Regions from separate parts of the Homo sapiens genome. Here region 2 is linked to region 1. The links are chromatin contacts, found by Hi-C or POLR2A ChIA-PET in ENCODE. All regions are on one chromosome and are shown on one strand. Each heading gives the region's core, a stretch centred on a gene start or an enhancer-like site at or near the end of the contact. The rest is flanking DNA. Distances are from core to core; before and after follow the strand shown.

Region 1 (5,974 bases), core at 2,554-5,053:
TTTGCCTAAAAGTAAGAGGTACCAATGCTCAGATTACAAGAGCTTCTTATTAAAAGCAATCGGGATTATATAAACCTTTGTGTGGGTGGCAAAGAAAGGCATCTGCATATTTTACCTTCTTAGATTTGGGAAAAGTGATTTATTCTCAGTCAAGGCAATGACAAGTTGCAAGTTGTCCAATACTAAATACCTGATAACAGATCAACAGGCTGCCTGTCAATTACTGGGTAATAGAACCTTCGCCACCACCACCTGCAGACCTCCAGCAGCGCCTCCTCCTTCCCTGACAATTTTGCTCATCTGCTCAAGAAATTCTAACATATTCTACATTCTGTCTTCCAACTTAAAAAAAAATTCTTTGCTAAGAATATTTTGGCAATCAGATGCTCTTCAAAAAACAACAAAAATATCCAAGTGTTTATTTGCCTTACCTTCTGTTCTCTCCTCCTCTGGGTAGAGGGATGTGCTGCTGTCACCATGGCTCTTTCAAATGGCCATGAGTTCTTACACTCTGACCTTGAACTCCGGGTGCTTCCCTGTTTGCCTTCTGTCTGACAGTGATGGGTCCTCCCACTGTGACATCATTCCAAAGCACTCTTCTCCAAGGTGGTTTTGTTACCTGTCAACGTTCTGGGACAAAGCGTCTCTAGTTAAGTACATTTGGGAAATAAATGCTGAGTTAAGCAAACTCTGTTGTTGCAGGATTTCCAAAAGTCCTCGATTTCTGATAGGCGCAGCATGCCACCCTTTTCTAATCTTGCTGACTTCAGAAACCCCCTTTCATGAGGATATCTGAAGCATAGCTTGTGCAGCTAGCGTTCCGAAGATGCGCTTGGGAAAGGGCCAGCATGATACCAGGGAGGCTGTGGTGATGACTGCACAAAACCTCAGATTCTTTGATATTAAATAAATGCCAGGCACTGCCTTGCACAACTGTGGGCATTCCTTACTGAATCCAACAGCCCTCCTTAAAAAAAAAAGTTAAACATAAGCATACTTTAAGTTAAAAGTAGCTCTGAGTTTTAAAACATCATGTGGTGAGGTTTGGAGGCTCAGAAGGAAGTTTGCATTTGTGAGTATTGAGTTTTCTTAAGGCATACAACTTAAGAACACGCAGCTCTGGGGACTGGACTGTGCTGTGAAGCACATACCTTCCTAGAAATCAGGACCCCTGCTACATTTCTGGTTCTGGATTCTGAGCTGCTGAGGTGGCATTTGGAACTCTTCTCCCTTTGGATGCTTCACCGCTACCGCGGGTGTGCAGAACACCTGGGTTCAGACCCCTGCAGAGCTCTTGCCACAAGCTTCCTATATTTTCTGATGTTGTCCTCTTTCTGATTAGAAACTAGTTTTCATGCTCTCTGCTGAGCCCAAAATTAGTCATTTAACACCCCCCCCCCACTTCTGGCAGATTTCTTATTTAATAAGGATTTCTTCTATAATAAATTCCTTTTACAAGAAAATTGATTTGTGAAGAAAGAAACAGGCCACCTATGTGACAAAATAAAGAAAAACAAAAATAAAAAAAGGTTTTCTATAAGCAGTATCTATTCCTAACTATTGTTTAAAAATAGGACTTGAGGCCGGGCGCAGTGGCTCATGCCTGTAATCCCAGCACCTTAGGAGGCCGAGGTAGGTGGATCAGCTGAGGTCAGGAGTTCAAGACCAGCCTGCACAACATGGTGAAACACTGTCTCTACTAAAAATACAAAAAAATCAGCTGGGCATGGTGGCGGGCACCTGGAATCCCAGCTACTCAGGAGGCTGAGGCAGGAGAATCGCTTGAACTGGGGAGGTGGAGGTTGCAGTGAGCCGAGATTGCACCACTGCCCTCCAGCCTGGGTGACAAGAGTGAAACTCCGTCTCAAAAAAAAAAAAGTATATATATATCAAAAAAAAGTATATATATCAAAAAAAGTATATATATATGTGTATATATATGTGTGTGTATATATATGTGTATATATATGTGTATATATATATGTGTATATATATGTGTATATATATATGTGTATATATATGTGTATATATATATGTATACATATAATATGTATATATATGTGTATATATATATGTGTATATATATGTGTGTGTATATATATATGACTTGATGGCCAGCTGCAATGGCTCACACCTGTAAGCCCAGCCACCACTTTAGGAGGTCAAGGTAGAAGGATCGCTTGAGCCCAGGAGTTTGAGACCAGCCTGTAGTGAGACCTTGTCTCCACAAAAAAAATTAAAAAATGAGGCAGGAGGATTGTTTGAGCCTGGGAGGTGGAGGCTGCAATGAGCCGCGATTGCACCACCGCACTCTGGCCTGGACAACAGAGTGAGACCTTGCCTCAAAAAAACAAGAAAACTAAACAAAAAGACTTGAATACTACTTCATAATTTTGTGTCCTTAAAAATGTGTTCACATTATCCAGAGCAAGAATTGTTCGTACTGTAGTTGAAGAATGACAGCCCACGTTACTAAAAAAAATCAAGTGATTTCAGCCAGCTTTTCCCATGACATACTGCCTCATAGTTGCTGCCAGGTAGTGGCTTTCGGCAAAGTCCAAGTTTCTAAGAGTGAGGCTAGTAAAATGTAAAATGTCTTCGGTAATGTTTCTTAAAATAATGGGCCCATATGATACAAATTACATTTGTTAAACTGAAAAGATTTTGCTAACCTTTGTGGTAAGGTAGTCTTTGAAGAGAATATTTTGCTAGTGATACTAAATCAATGATTAATTGCAAAACATTGATCCCGTTCAAGGTCTTCATTAGTTGACCTTGCAGTTTACATAGGAAGGACCAAAAGGTGCTAGGAAGGGCCTTGGACATTAGGCCTTGCTGGACTGATCAGCAGTGGCTGACCCAGCCGCGGTCGTGGCTGATGGGACAGGCAGTGACCGAGGGAGTGGATCTATTGCTGCAGCCCTGGGAACCCAAGCTTTGATACGAAGATTCTGAATGATTTAAGCATTTTCCCTAAAGGACACCTTAAGACGTACCATTATGTTTGTTTTTAAGGTAACTACGTCAACATATGCTTAAAGGGAATTCTTCAATTTGGGGTTTGCTGGGGGTTTCAGTTTCTTTACAGTCTGCAGTGAATTATCGTTTTAACTGTGTGCCTTTTTCATAAAAGCATTTTACATTGTACTGAAAAGATTGCATTCTTTTGGCTTTGGAAAAATATTTCCTGTTCAGTTCAAGCCATTACAGCCTGTTAGCGTTTCACATCTGGAAGCCTGTGCCTCCCGTCACCAGCGAAGCGAGTGTGGCGGCCTGGCTGGGCCCCCAGCGCCTGCGTAAAGCGCCGGGACTTGTTTACTTCCCAAAGCTCAGCCTTGCGGGTTTTCGGGGAGTGAGGGGGTTCTGAGCGGGGGAGAGGCGCTTCCTTGCTCCCAGGGCAGGGGTGTGTGTGTGGGTGTGTGTGTGTGTGTTCATTGTGTGTGTGTGTGTTCATTGTGTGTGTGTGTGTGTTCATTCTTCCTGGGATGGAGATGGAGGGGTCTTCCTCTTGGGTAATGAGGGAGGTTTCTTTCTCCTGGGGGTGGGGAGGGGAATCTTTCTTCCTAGTGAGTGTTGCATCCCCCCTCCCCTCATGCCTTAAGCAGCTATTTTTCACTCCCACCCAGTTTTCCAGAAAGCCAACCCAAACATTCTCCGTGTGAGAGGGAAGTATCCCTCAGGGAAGAGAACAAATTTGAACAAAAAACGCTGGGCAGCCTGCGGCCTTGGTGTGGGTTGGAGCTGCAGGCCTCAGTCTGGCATCCCTTGTCACCAGTCACCCAGGCTGGGTTGAGGGACGGCCCAGGAGAGGTGGCCCTGGTGCCTGCTCTGTGGCTCTTCTTCCTGGGGAAACAGGGGACTGCGTCCTGCTTTCAATCTTTAAAAGGGAACCAAGCCTCTGGGTGCCACGTTACTTTATGAGCATTAAGCTCTCCCCCAGTTTGCTGTGGTCTGAGAGGGTTAATTTTTGTGGCCTCTGGGACCCTGCTCTCCGGAGGTGAGCCTGATGCTGCCCCCACTCTCGGGATCATTGAGCTGGGCTGTGTCTGCTGATCCTGGTGGCTTCAGTGCTGAGAACACTCCCCCAGGGACCTGTCCCTGTGGCCTCTTGGGTGGCCAGGCACTAGAGCTCTGGGGCAGTGGTGCCCTGGGACAGAGTCCACTGAGTTCTTTGAGGGAGTGTGACAGCCCCCACAGCATAACCTGTAGGGGAAACGATTTCATGGTGTGGAAGGAGCAAAACATTCACTGCATTTCTCCTGATCACACGTGACCAGAAATGATGCCAAGCAAGTCTAGGCTTCCTGCAAGAATCAGGCAGGACCCTGAGCACCCAGGCCTCAGACCTGACGGCCTTGGGTGAGGTGCCCCCCTCCCTGCAAATCCAAATGATCACAGTGTCTTAGCACTCCGCTGGCAGGAGGTCAATTCACAAAGGGCCAAGGTCAGCATCTTCTTGGGGCTGGTCAATCAATGCTCTTCCGTTGAACTTGCAACCTTGCTGTAGGAGACGGGTGGTCCAGATCTGACAAACATCTTTCCCAGAACACAGGGCCAGCGACAGAAAGTAAAAATCAAGATCAGATCTGTCCCTGCCCCTTAACACTGGAGTTCCTGGGTGTGTTTTGAGAAAGGTCGCTATTGAAGTTGGTTTCCATGGGAGGAGCATGCAGCATGCGTGCAGGCCCCAGGGTGGAAGCAGCCCTCTCTCCAGTTTGTTTTTCTTAATTTCTTTGAACGTTCAGTGAATCTTTTTTCAGACTTGTGGGAAGCCACTTGCCCAGTGAGTTGAAATGAATAGCAGTTTCAACAGAGAGCTTAGTTGAACAACCACCCAAATGGACTGAATGCTTTGTATGGGAAAAGCACGGGAAGGGGTCTTCATGGTGGGCTGGGGAGGGGAGGGAAGCTGTGTTGTACTCGGCATGCCCCAGCTCCTCTCGTTGTTGTGAGTTGGGGAGTGACTGCTCTGAGACAGAGTTGAGCTGTGAGTTAGGGAGTCCGGCAAGACAGAGGATGTGGCCCACATGTGCTCATCCTATCCTGGGCTGAACACAGGACTCAGTGTCCCCCAGAGTCCTTGCCCTTGTGTTTTAGGGCTCCAGGAGAGAGCTGGCTGCATTTGAGATGGGCCTTGAGGATGGACAGGCAGAGAGAGCTCTGCAGCGGAGGGCATAGGGCACCCTGGGTACGGCAGAGGAGGGACCTGGGATTTTTTTTTTTTTTTTTGAGACAGTTTCACTCTTGTCGCCCGGGCTAGAGTGCAGTGGTGCAATCTCAACTCACTGCACCCTCTGCCTCCCGGGCTCAAGCGATTCTCCTGCCTCGGCCTCCTGAGTAGCTGGGACTACAGGCGCCTGGCACCACGCCAAGCTACTTTTTGTATTTTTAGTAGAGATGAGGTTTCACCATGTTGCTCAGGCTGGTCTCGAACTCCGGACCTCAGGTGATCCACGCACCTCGGCTTCCCAAAGTGCTGTGATTACAGGCGTGAATCACTACACCTGGCCTGACCTGGGACTTTTAAATGGCATTTGAGCTTGGTAAAGGGGACTGTTTTGATCCGGTCAGTAGCACCAGCTGAATGTTTTACACAGGTTTTGAAATCAGATAGACCTGGGCTCATGCCCCAGTGCTGCCCCTTACTGGCCAAGCGTTATCCTCTAGAGGCCTCAGTTTCCTCTTCTGTGAATGCGTTAAGCAGGATTCAGTGAGGTCACGGCTGTGGAGTGCTCAGCATCGTGTTGGCAACTGGAGCCGAAAGCACATCAGCTGCTGCTGTTATTTTAATTGGTGATGGAGGGAGGGCGGATGGACGGATGGAGCAGATAGTTGTTACAAGATGCCGAGGGCCCGGCCCGGTGTCTCAAGCTCGTAATCCCGGCACTTTGGGAGGCTGAAGTGGGTGGAATGCTTGAGTCCAAGAGTTTGAGACCAGCCTGGCCAACATGGCAAAACCCCATCTCTAAAAAAA
Region 2 (5,974 bases), core at 2,292-4,791, 75 kb before region 1:
CCGTTGTTGTTCTATGAAGTAAATGAATTCTGTTCTTTGCATGATGACATTTTCTAGTACTTATATTGAGAAAAGTGGAAAGTTTAACTCCTAACCATTGTCATTTCTTTCCAATTTAATGTCAAAACATTTTTTTTAACCATTAGGGATAGAAATAGTCTAACAGGTGTGCTATGGTGTGTTATGAACAAAATGATAAATTAAGGTGTTTAGCACAGAGTTACAGAGATGTTAACTATGTACTAATTTTATATTTCAAATATATTTACTGAGATATAATTCACATACCATAAAATTCACCCATTTAAAGTGTTAAATTCAGTGGTGTTCTATATTCATAGAGTTATGCAATCATCCGCCATGATCTAATTTTAAAGCATAGATTTTTCTTTTCTTTCTTTCTTTTTTTTTTAGAGACAAGGTCTTGCTCTGTCACCCAGGCTGGAGTGCAGTGGCTTGATCCTAGCTCACGACGGCTTTGAACTCCTGGGCTCAAGCGGTCCTCCAGCCTCAGCCTCCAGAGCAGCTAGGACTACAGGTACGTGCTACCATGGCCAGCTCATTTTTATGGTTTTTTTTTTTTCTTTTTTTTGTAGAGATAGGATCTCACTATGTTGCCAAAGCTTGTTTGGAACTCCTGGCCTCAAGCGATCCACCCGCCTCAGCCTCCCAAACTGCTGGGATTATAGGTGTGAACCACTGCACCCAGCCTAAGTTTAGAACATTTTCATCACCCCAAAAATAAACCCCAAACCTTTTAGCAGTCATTCCCTACCGTCTTCACCACCCCTAGTCTTAGAGAAACATTAATCTACTTTCTATCTTTATAGATGTGCCTATTCTAGACATTTTATATAAACAGAATCATATAATATGTGCTATTTTATTCACGGTTTTTTTCACTTAGGATACTGTTCTCCAGATTTATCCACACTGTAGTATATATCAGCACTTCATTCCTTTTTATGGCTGAATAATATTACATTACATGGATATACCACATTTTATCTATTCATAGTTGATAAACACTTTAGTTGTTTCCACTTTTTTACTATTATAAATAACGCTGCTACGAACATTTATGTATAAGCTTTTGTGGATGTAGATTTCATTTCTCTCTCTTTTTTTTTTTTTTTTTTGAGATGGAGTCTCACTCTGTTGCTCAGTCTGGAGTGCAATGCCACCATCTTGGCTCACTGCAACCTCCACCTCCTGGGTTCAAACAATTCTTCTGCCTCAGTCTCCCAAGTAGCTGGGATTACAGGCATGTGCCACCACACCCAGCTGATTTTTGTATTTTTAGTAGAGACAGGGTCTCACCATGTTGGCCAGCCTGGTCTCAAACTCCTGACCTCAGGTGATCTGCCCACCTTGGCTTCCCAAAGTGCTGGGATTATAGGCGTGAGCCACCACGCCTGGCCAGATTTCATTTCTCTTAGGTAAACACCTAGGAGTGGAACTGCCAGGTCATATGGCTACTCTGTGTCTAACATTTTGAGAAACTGTGACACTGTTTTCCACAGTGGCTGGACTATTTTACATTTCCGCCGGCAGCATATGAGGGTTCCAATTTCTCCACATTCTTACTACTACTTGCTTTCATCTGTCATTTTTATTATTGCCATCTTAGAAGATGTGAAGTGGCATCTCACTGTGGTTTTGACTTGCACTTCCCTGATGGCTAATGATGTGGAGCAGTGGTCCCCAACCTTTTTGCCACCAGGGACCAGTTTCATGGAAGACAGTTTTTCCACAGATGTGGTGTGGAGGGAGCAGCATGGCTTCGGGATGAAATTGTTCCATCTCAGATCATCAGGCATTAGATTCTCATAAAGAGTGTGCAACCTAGATCCCTCGCATGTCAGTTCACAAAAGGGTTCATGCTCTTATGAGAATCTCACGCTGCAGCTGATCTGACAGGAGGCAGAGCTCAGGCAGTAATGCTCACTGGCCCGACTCTCACCTCCTGCCGTGCAGCTGGGTTCCTAACAGGCCACATGGACTGGTACCAGTCCACTGCCCAGGCTTGGGGACTCCTGATGCAAAGCATCTTTTCTTGTGCTTATTGGTCATTGTATACCTTCTTTGGGGAAATATCTAATCAAATCTTTTGCTTATTTTACAATTGGGTTATTTGTCTTTTTTTTTTGTTATTGAGCTATATGAATTCCTGCTGGGTGTAGTGGCTTACATCTGTAATCCCAGCACTTTGAGAGGCCAAGGCAGGGGGATCTCTTGAGCCCAGGATTTTGAGACCAGACTGGGCAACATGGTGAAACCTTGTCTCTACAAACAATATAAAAATTAGGCAGGCTTGGTGGCACATGCCTGTAGTCCCAGTTACTTGAGAGGCTGAAGTTGGAGAATCGCTTGAGCCCAGGAGGTCCAGGCTGCAGTGAGCCGTGACTGTGCCACTGCACTCCAGCCTGGGAGACAGAGAGAGACTCTGCCTTGGTGGGGCCGGGAAACAGAAAGAAAGAATTCTTTATGTATTCTGGATGTTAGTCCCTTATCAAACATAGGATCTGGCTGGGCGTGGTAGCTCACGCCTGTAATCCCAGTACTTTGGGAGGCCAAGGTGGGTGGATCACTTGAGGTCAGGAGTTCGAGACCAGCCTAGCCAACATGGTGAAAGCCCGTATCTAGTAAAAATACAAAAAAATTAGCCAGGCATGGTGGTGCACACCTGTGGTCCCAGCTACTTGGGAGGCTGAGGCAGGAGAATTGCTTGAATCCGGGAGGTGGAGGTTGCAGTGAGCTGAGATTGCACCACTGCACTCCAGCCTGGGGGACAGAGAGAAACTCCATCTCAAAAAAAAAAAAAAAAAAAAAGGTCCTTCAAATATTTTTTCCCATTGTTTTCCAATTTGGCTTTTTAACTTTCTTCCTTTTTTTTGGCCTTACTTTCTTAACAATAAGGTGTTTTGAAAGGAAAAAGTGAAACCAACGATTCAACTTATCTAGACTTTTCTGTAATTTTGTATGGCTAACTCACTATTTTAGAATGATTTGTGTCTCTTGGCTTTCAGTGTTCTACTGTGAAAAGTTATGAAGGTTCAAGTTTTTGTAAGGAAACAAAAATGTCTATAAGAAGACTGATTGGTGTGCTCTCCCTGCGTGTTTACTAAGGCTTTCCTTGGCCACTTTGTTATTTCCCATATTTAAAACATGGCCAAGTTCCTGTGAATGATTGTTTTCAAGGAAATATCTTTGTAATTGAAAACGAACTAAATAATATATTATATGTTTGCTATGAACACAGTGTGGCAGCTTTGAATTCATAGGATTTCAGGCTATCAGTGTAAATCAGGAAACGGCTTCCAGGAAGAGAAAGTGAGAGTGAAAGCAACCGACAGAGAGCAGGCAGGGCCAGGAGAGAGGGCTGCAGGCTCCCTCGCAGGGGAACCCCAAAGAGCACATTCTTTGGGGAGTGACCACCCTCCGGAGCGAGGAGCCTTGGGGATGGGATCCTTGCCAGTGCAGTGTGTGTATGTGTGCGTCAGTGCAGTGTGTGTAAGTGTGCGTGTGTGTGTGTGTGTGTATGTGTGTGTGTACATGCGCATGAGCTGAGAGAGAGAGGAGGAGGAGCAGGAGGTGGCGGAGGCAGGGCAGAAGGTATCTTTTCCCATTGAGACTTTTTTTTGGTCTTTTAAAACCTCTTCCGCGAGCTCAGTCTTTGTAAACATACCTGTATGCCCAATTCTCTCCAGCTCAAGAAATACAGGGGCCTGATTTTTCTCAGAATTGTATTTACCATTTTTTTTTAAGAAGGCCTCAGCTCTGCCCTGGTGCTTAAAGCTCTCTCCTGCACATGTGTATGCGTTACATCCACCCTAGGTCATCAGCTACTCGCAAAAGGTCCTGATCCCACTGCAAATTAAATTCCATTCCAGTTTTTTGAACCTCACATATTTAGTTCATGACATAGGGGCCCTGGAAATGTTATATCTAAAACTTGGTGTGGATTGTTAACTAAAAACTTGGGACTTGGTCTGAAGCCCCCATTCATCCTGAGCAGCAAGAGGAACACGTGGTGGCAAAGCCTGCGGGCTGTCTATTCTCACTATAAATAGGAATGGTCTGTTTTGCAGCTCTCCAGCTTTTAGGCACATAATATTTGCCATATGTATGCTATCGCATCCCTGCTATCTGCATTCACACAAACCATGGATCCCATGCTCTTGTCTTGCTTTCCCGTTGCAACTGCAATTGTTTGTTGATAAATATCTTTTATCTCAATGATGTGGACATAATATCCACACTCTTCTCCCGACGTGTATGAAAGACGGAAGAAGGGAGAAGGAGAAAACAGACACGGAGGACCTACTAGGAGCCATGAGCTTTGCCCAGTGCTTTCTTTACTCTAGCAAGGACATTAAACGCACTTAGTGATCATTAGTTCCATGCCTACCAGGAGCCAGAGAATTTCCGCACATCATCTCTTGGAGACAGGTATTTTTTCAGCCTTCAATGATGTTAAGTAATTTGCTGGAAGTCACATCTTCTGAGCTTGGATTTGAGTTCAGTAGGTTCTGATTTGGAGCTTTGCTAACTTTGAATTTCAAATTTAAAATGTAAGATTTTGCAGAAGTAGATGGCTTGTCTTTATCACCTAAAAATAAAGCATTCTTTCCCAGGAATGGGTTTGCAGAACTGCATCTACAGCAATTCAGGCTGGGGCGTGCAGCCAGATGACCTGGGTTTGAATCCTGGCTCTACCCCTTGCTGGCTCTGTGACCTTGGGCAACAATTTAACCTCACTGTCCTTATCTGTAAAATGGGCATAGTGATGATGGTAATTCTACCTACTTAGAAAGGTGTTGTGGCTGGGCGCAATGGTTCACGCCTGTAATCCCAGCACTTTGGGAGGCTGAGGTGGGTGGACTACTTGGTCGGGAGCTCCAGACCATCCTGGCCAACATGGTGAAACCCTGTCTCTACTGAAAATACAAACATTAGCCGGGTATGGTGGTAGGCACCTGTAATCCCAGCTACTCAGGAGACTGAGGCAGTATAATCACTTGAACCTGGAAGGTGGAGGTTGCAGTGAGCCGAGATTGCTCCACTGCACTCCAGGCTGGGCGATACAGCAAGACTCAGTCTCCAAAAAAAAAAAAAAAAAAAAAAAAAAAAAGTGTTGTTAAGATCTGGTAAGATGACCTGTGATGTGTGATAAGCCGTCAATATTAGCCAGTATGACTAAGACTTGCATATACAACCAGAGCTGGAACACCAAGCTACAGGATTGCTTTCGCAGGTGTTGAATTAAATAGATCAATTTGAAAGCAATAAGCCTCTTTCCTTCCTTCCCTCCCTTCCTTCCTTCCTCTCTCTCTCTCTTTCAATGCAAGAGTGGGCTTTCCTAGCAGTCAAATATAACTTAGTTAATTCAACAAATGCTTGTAGAACCGTACTGTAGTGCCAAGTGCTGTGCTGAGTGCGAGCTAGAGATTTGGTAGTGAAAACACAGATTGCACATTCCCATTCTGCAGACTGTGGAGCTCACAGTCTAGTGGGAAAGACACCAATGATACAATCAGACCTACCAGAGGGGAATGCTTTCTCATAAAGTCAACTCTCATGTAAAGTTTTTTAAAAAATCTTCTAAAATTTACCCTGAAATGTATTTTTTTCTTTTGCTTAACAAATTATTGCTTTACGGAATTATATGTTGTGTATTTTCATAAATCTCTTCATCCAACATATGCTATATATGTACATGAAAAGTCTGTATATATACATTTCTACACAAACCTTGTTGACAAACTCTGCTTAATGTTGGTTCCAATTACAAATGGTAAAATTCAATGTTTTTCACACATCAGATATTTAAGTAGTTTTAAAAAGGAAATATCTTAAAATGCCAACTGGAATATTTTCGGAGCAAAGTGTCATCTTAATGAGGATTCATGATGTAGCAGTGGATGGAAGATGTTCTGGTCTTTTAAAATGTATGTTTGGTGTTTCACGAGGC

What was found. Hi-C counts contacts between places; a loop is a spot of excess contacts on that map. ChIA-PET counts read pairs that join two places held with the same protein, here RNA polymerase II (POLR2A). Pooled maps may share reads with other maps.
Region 2: a map of sciatic nerve shows a loop between it and region 1 (5-fold over the local background). The contact joins two enhancer-like sites. A Hi-C loop is called at or near these places in 4 of 168 maps with a recorded cell type or tissue (CD8-positive, alpha-beta T cell, endothelial cell of hepatic sinusoid, ovary and 1 more) and 8 of 50 pooled maps. POLR2A ChIA-PET finds 5 or more read pairs at or near these places in 4 of 52 experiments (CD4-positive, alpha-beta T cell, activated B cell, activated CD4-positive, alpha-beta T cell and 1 more).

Annotation. Positions count from the first base shown.
Region 1 is chr15:98,523,145-98,529,118 of GRCh38, reverse strand. No RefSeq gene overlaps it. Among named protein-coding and RNA genes, the nearest start is that of LINC02351, 110 kb to the right of the region's middle. Within about 2 kb of position 3,803, at least 4 of the 41 ENCODE cell types and tissues checked have a DNase peak (open chromatin) inside an H3K27ac peak, as active enhancers do.
Region 2 is chr15:98,598,003-98,603,976 of GRCh38, reverse strand. No RefSeq gene overlaps it. Among named protein-coding and RNA genes, the nearest start is that of IGF1R, 48 kb to the left of the region's middle. RefSeq lists enhancers at 3,213-3,362, 2,985-3,485, 3,486-3,986. Within about 2 kb of position 3,541, at least 20 of the 41 ENCODE cell types and tissues checked have a DNase peak (open chromatin) inside an H3K27ac peak, as active enhancers do.